Linked DNA regions of Homo sapiens: region 2 is linked to region 1. The links are chromatin loops, found by intact Hi-C in ENCODE. Cell type or tissue: HepG2. All regions are shown on one strand. Links, peaks and the distances in the headings refer to the core of each region. The heading gives the core; the rest is flanking DNA. Region 1 overlaps GMDS (GDP-mannose 4,6-dehydratase). Region 2 overlaps GMDS (GDP-mannose 4,6-dehydratase).

Region 1 (2,916 bases), core at 252-2,751:
ACTGTGGAATAATGGTGGAAGAAACGTGAAGTTGTATCGGGCTGAATTTGTTGACATATACTCACTAAGCAAAGATTCTGCATTTAATGTTGCAGTTTAGTGAGTCAGAAAGTGCTCTAATAGTACGTTGGGTTGGCTGAACCATGGACCAAAAGGTGGCCTACGGTGATTGAATTAGAAATGCTAGACTTGGCTCATTTTAATGTAGAGAAAAGGATTCAAAGGCTTATTAGGAAGAATGAAATGTTAGAGTAGATTTGTCGTTAAAGACCTACTTGCCCACCACGGGAGGGTCCAGAAGACATGGCTTTCACAATGGTGAGAAATGCATTTGTGACGGGAGCCCCAGCATCCTGGAAGAGCTCTGTGGTTGCTTTCGTCTGTTAGGCCTTACAGTGGGAGCTGTAGTCACTGAATTGGGAAACCTAATGCAGCAGGAGCAATTGGATCCCAGGGGCCAAGTGGCAGCGCTCAGCCTGTGGTGTTGGCTAGTTCATCCTGTGTGTCTAATGTGGGTAGGTATCACCAGGTATTTGAAGTCCTGAATAGAACAAAGGTTGACCCTCTTAACAAGTAAGAACTCTTCCTGCCTGACTGTCTTGAGCTGGGACATGGTCTTTTCCTCCCTTTGGACTCAAATTAAAATGTTATCTCCTTTTGGTTCTTGAACCTGTCAGCTTTCATGCTGGAACTTACACCATTGGCTCTCCTGGGTCTACAGCTTATTGACTGCAGATCTTGGGACTTCTCAGCCTCTATAATCACACGAGCCAGTTTGTTGTAGTAAATCTCTCTCTCTCTCTCACACACACACACACACATAGACACACACATGTTGTTGGTCCAGTTTTCCTGGAGAACCCTGACTAACACAGCTATTTAGTGTTTGCCTCTCCTGGACCCTGTGGACCTGCTCAAGAATCCCACATGATGTGAGTGGGCTTGGAAATCTGACTTTTCCTTGGTGATTCTCTTTCCACCTGAGAATCAAGGCAGATGACAGGATTTCTGACACTTCCCTTGCTTGTAGGCAATTTTTATAGTCCCTGTTCACTGTTAGGACAGTTTATTATTGTCACCTGGGCCTATTATTCAGCATTATAAAAGTAGCCTCCTAGGCACATGTCATCGGTCGTGATTGAATATATCAAGAACTTGTCCAGACTTTCCTTACGACAGTTTACATCAGCTACACTACAGTGTGCAAGGATCAATGAGAAAATGAGAGAGCTGTCTAGATCAGTGGGCTGTTGCTCCTCTAATTTTTTATTTTTTGATGTAGTCCCAGAGCCGATAGAGTGAGTGAGAGGGATGGCCACAAGGAACAAAGGATGGCAGGAATGAACTGAAATTGCAGTGGCCCCAGAGCTTGGAGAGCAGGAGGGAACTCGGTTTCCTGTGGAAGCAGTGTGGGTGGGAAGTATGCATCACTGCTGCTGTCTCCTCTCAACCCAGGGCCACTTCTTAGACGTTACTTATCTCATGGGTCTCACTCAAATCTGGTAATGTAGGGAAGCACCAGGAAAGTTTTGTGTGTGTGTGTGTGTGTGTGTGTGTGTGTGTGTGTGTGTGTGTGTGTGTTGGAATGTTATGAAAACCTGATATTTTTATTCTATTATTTGAACCAGGAATAATTTTGCTAGCAATAAGTAAGACTGTTTTAAGTATGAAGTTTAAAATTCTAACCCTGAATACATGAGACTAGAAAAAACAATAAGGTCTACTCCTTTTTTCTGCTTCCTTTTAGCAGACAAGTACTTTCAAGCCCCAGAGGTATAAGGAAAAAATTATGGGAAAGAACTTTGGAAACAGATGTCTATTATTTGATTTGAGCCACAGAAAGCCACAGTCTTAATTAGTGGAACCCTGGTGTTCCATGGGAGGAGATTTTGAGAACCACCAAACTTGTCTAGTCAGTTCCTTGTCACCATTGCAAAAACTGGCCTCCCTACGCTGTGGCTTACTCACAATTCCCAGGTCATGTAGCTTGGGGCAGAAGCATGATTAGAACCTAGGCACCCACAGGTATTCTTTCTGCTCCTTGGAAAATGGACTTCCTTTATTTTTAAAATAGGCATTGGAATGTATATCTTGGTGTGGCTCTGGGGCCAGTTTAGTCTCAAGAGATTTTTGTCTATGAATGCAGTGACCTTATCAAGCATAGACAATTTCCTGTGTCATTAAGATGTTCCTTGGCAGAATATTATTTTTCTTGGTGAATATATTGTGGTATAAAACATGCATAGAGAACCAGCTCTGTTTTTTTCTGAGTGAATTAGCTGTATTGTAGCTTATCTGTGGCAAGATCTTGCTTTTGAGTTTATTGACAGTGACTCCTGTCATTAGTGACTTGCTTGAATGAGGTCTTGGCTTTCTCTCCTTTTATTTTGACTTTTTAGCAGTCTGAGTCACAGCCAGGAAGTCCTTTGAAACCAAACCCTTAGCCCTTTTTTGTGTTTCAGGGACAGTTTGGGAAATGTCCCTTAAAGGGGTCCTTTGGTTTCTCTGTTGGGTCCCTTATCTTTTTCACCAGCCCCACGTAGGTCCTTGTTCTGTCCTAGACTGATTGGTTTGAAGGTCACAGTGGGGAATTGGGGGTTCCCCCACCACCTCTGGGTCAGCACTTTATAGCACAGTTTTATTAAGATGTGGAAAATGAATTTTCAAATCCTCAAGTACACCCAAATTGAAACAGAAAACCTCCAAGAAACACTGTGAAGCTTCCTGAGGGAAGCTGTCAATCCTCTGATAATTCCTAAATCTTGTCCCAGTACTCATAAGATGTCAGATGGTAGATACAGTAGGTGCACTGAAAGCACCTGTGGTCAGTCGTGTCATTTGTTACTATTTAACAGCTTGTTTCAGTCAGTGAGCAAAACTAACATATACACAGAACTAAAGATTTTATACTTTAAA
Region 2 (2,916 bases), core at 285-2,784, 63 kb before region 1:
TCCTTAACATTTATTCAGAATAGTAAAAATAATGTTCACTATTGAAAAATTGGAAGTATAGGAGGATATAAAGTTTCAGGGGGAAAAAAAACAACACCCGCAATCCCACCACTCAGAAGTAATTACTGCCTGCATTATCTTTTCTTCATTGTTTTGACTAACTTGTTACTGATTGACTTCACTGCTTTTCAGCAAATGTTACTGGCCTTGAGTTGGATATGGAACTTAAATTCCATCTGGAATCATTCCTGGATGATTCTTTCAGAGTCATCAAGTACTGATTGAGTACGAGGGACTCCAGGGATGAATGCATCTGGGGGTCTAGGGTGAGGAAAATCCCAGCCTCAAGAGATCTTGTTAGTTAACCAGCTTAGCACCTCCTATTATGATTGTCATAGACATTTGTGTGTATATTTTAGTTCACATGTTAGGTGTTTTTAATGGTTTCATATTATTTTGAGTGATAGAATTTAGGAGAGTAAATGCTAGTAGAATCAGAGTTCATTAGTTTTTGACATGTTATATGCAAACACTTAAAAAAATTCCTGTGATGTTTGCTGAAGTTTGCATTTCCAGATACTCATATTCCATTTCTGTGTATTCTGATAGGAGGGTTATAATATCTCTGTTGTTGGGGCTATTGCTCTGGAGTATTTATCGATTAACTTTTGTTAATGATATACTCTGTGAAAGCACTTTATTAACTGGATTAAAAAAATTAATTGTAGCACACAGTAATGCGAAAATTTAGTTGGAATGTTGCCCTTATGGACAGTTATCATAGGCAGAATCTAACTCTTAGATGGGAACAGCAATCATGATCTCACAGGTCTCCTACAGCTCTGACAAATTCTTTCAAAATTAGTGAACTGCATTCTGGGTCTCTACTATAGAAGAGTCTCTGACTTCACGGGTTTCATGTTATTTCTACCCAGGAATCAGGATGCCTCACCCAAAGGCAGTTTTGACAAAATTAAAGTATATTGTTGGTGAGTGTCCAGAAGAGAGTGAAAACTGGGATGGCCTGGCTCAGTGTTGGTCTAGCAGAAACTACCTCTAGTGTAATTGTTTCCTTTCTCCCTCCTCTTTGTTTTCTGCCTCTATTTCATTTCTTTCTTTTCACAGTTTTTTCTTTTCTATTCCTCTCTCTTTTTTTCTTTTCTTAGGTTAGGCTTTCAGGGGCTGGAATGGGAGCAGAGTTCACCTGCCAGGAAGTGAGAATGGCAGGAAAGCTGGAATGGCAGTCCTTGGCTCTCCTGTGGTCGAGGTCTGATTACCTTCTAGGTAGTCATTGTGTCCCAGGAGATTTCAGAGAACAAACAGTGGAATCTTATTTAAATAGTTCTGTTAGGAGCATTAATGTTGTTTGTAGGTCATGGTCCAGATGGAAGCTGGCCCTTTTCTGACAAATACCTGGAAACATTTCCTTATTCTACTGTACGTTAGGATTTTGCAATCATTCTTTTCTGATCCCTAGCTTACTGGATAATCACAAAGGCTTTTTACTTCCTTTGTGCTGTAATATTGATCATCTGTGTTGGTTGGTTTACAGCCAACACACTGATCCGGATGCAAGCCGGAAAATCTAAGGGTTGGCAAATGATTCGTCATTTGCATAGAACAGCCTAGGACTCTTCAGAATGAACTTATGGAAGAGAGCTGTGGCATAGGAGCAGGAGAAGGTACAAGTTAGGGAGCAGTTTGGTATTGCACTTCATCTTTAGTTCAGCTTTGTTGCAGGGATCAAGACTGCAAGTTAAAGGGCAAGTTAGGGGGCACCTCTGTCTTTAATGAGATCATAGGATAAAGGCTTATTTATTTGTTTGTTTGTTTATTTATTGAGACAGGGTCTTGCTTGGTTACTCAGGATGGAGTGCGGTGGTGCAGTCTTGGCTTACTGAAGCCTTGACCTCCCCAGCTCAGACAATACTTCTGCCTCAGCCTCCCGAGTAGCTGGGACCACAGTTGTGCACTACCATGCCCAGCTAATTTTTTTTTTTTTTTGTATTTTTTATAGAAACGAGGTTTCACCATGTTGCCCAGGCTGGTCTTGAATTCCTGGGCCCAAGCGATCCACCCACCTCGGCTTCCCAAAGTGCTGAGGTTACAGGCCTGAGCCACCATGCCCGGCCAAGGCTTACTGTTCATCTCAGGTAGCGTCTGACATCGTGTGGACGTACGTGCGTTCAAATCTCCTCTCTGCCAGTTCTCAGTTCTGTGACTTTCAAGTAATTATTCAGCCTCTCTGTGCCTCAGTTTTCTCTTTTGTAAAGTGAGGATAATGGTACTAGCCATAGGTGAGGGTTGAAGGACACAGTGTCTGGCACATAATATTAATAAATATTCATTAATGTTTTACTCTTGGCTGTCCTGAACATTAGTCTGCTTTGACCTAGAATTCTTTTCCTGAAGACACGCTATAATTTTGATGAGAGTAAACAACTAACTCTTATTTGCATGTTCAAATAAACATGTTTTTATGAAGGTACTTGGTGTTCATTAACAAATGCTATACTTATGATTTTTTTTCTCTGAGACATAATACCAAACTTGTACATAAAATATTTCTGATCACTGATCTTCGCTCCTATAACTATAAAATTATATGTAAAATAGCTAAAAACTACTCAGTGCACTCTTTAGAATATATGTATTTCTCCTATGAGAAGCATCATTGAGATCTTTATTTGGGAAGCAATTAGGTTGCAAATTGAAAACAGTTTCCAACATCATCACCAAACTGAAAATGCCAAGTTGTCTGAGTCTAATGTCCAGAAGTCATTGTGGCCCTGTGGTCAGTGTTCTGCATTAGGGATCCCTGCAACAGAGCTGAATTAAAGATGAAGCACAGTAACCCAACACCTGTGTCAATAAGGGTGGATAATTTCTAGGGTTCCACAACGGGCTGTCAGTATC

What was found. Hi-C counts contacts between places; a loop is a spot of excess contacts. Peaks named below come from ENCODE experiments on the same cell type or tissue, not always from the same donor. Only the 100,000 strongest peaks of a DNase experiment are listed, where the experiment ranks them.
Region 2: a loop joins it to region 1, with 2.3 times the contacts of the local background. A loop is called at or near these places in 2 of 110 quality-filtered maps.

Annotation. Positions count from the first base shown.
Region 1 is chr6:2,161,325-2,164,240 of GRCh38, reverse strand. All of the region lies in intron 1 of GMDS (GDP-mannose 4,6-dehydratase), which reads left to right. Among named protein-coding and RNA genes, the nearest start is that of GMDS, 83 kb to the left of the region's middle. In HepG2, for the core only: no CTCF peak of the experiment used is centred there; no DNase peak of the experiment used is centred there.
Region 2 is chr6:2,224,254-2,227,169 of GRCh38, reverse strand. All of the region lies in intron 1 of GMDS (GDP-mannose 4,6-dehydratase), which reads left to right. Among named protein-coding and RNA genes, the nearest start is that of GMDS, 20 kb to the left of the region's middle. RefSeq lists a silencer at 121-415. In HepG2, for the core only: no CTCF peak of the experiment used is centred there; a DNase peak (open chromatin) is centred at 1,449; H3K4me3 peaks cover 787 bases.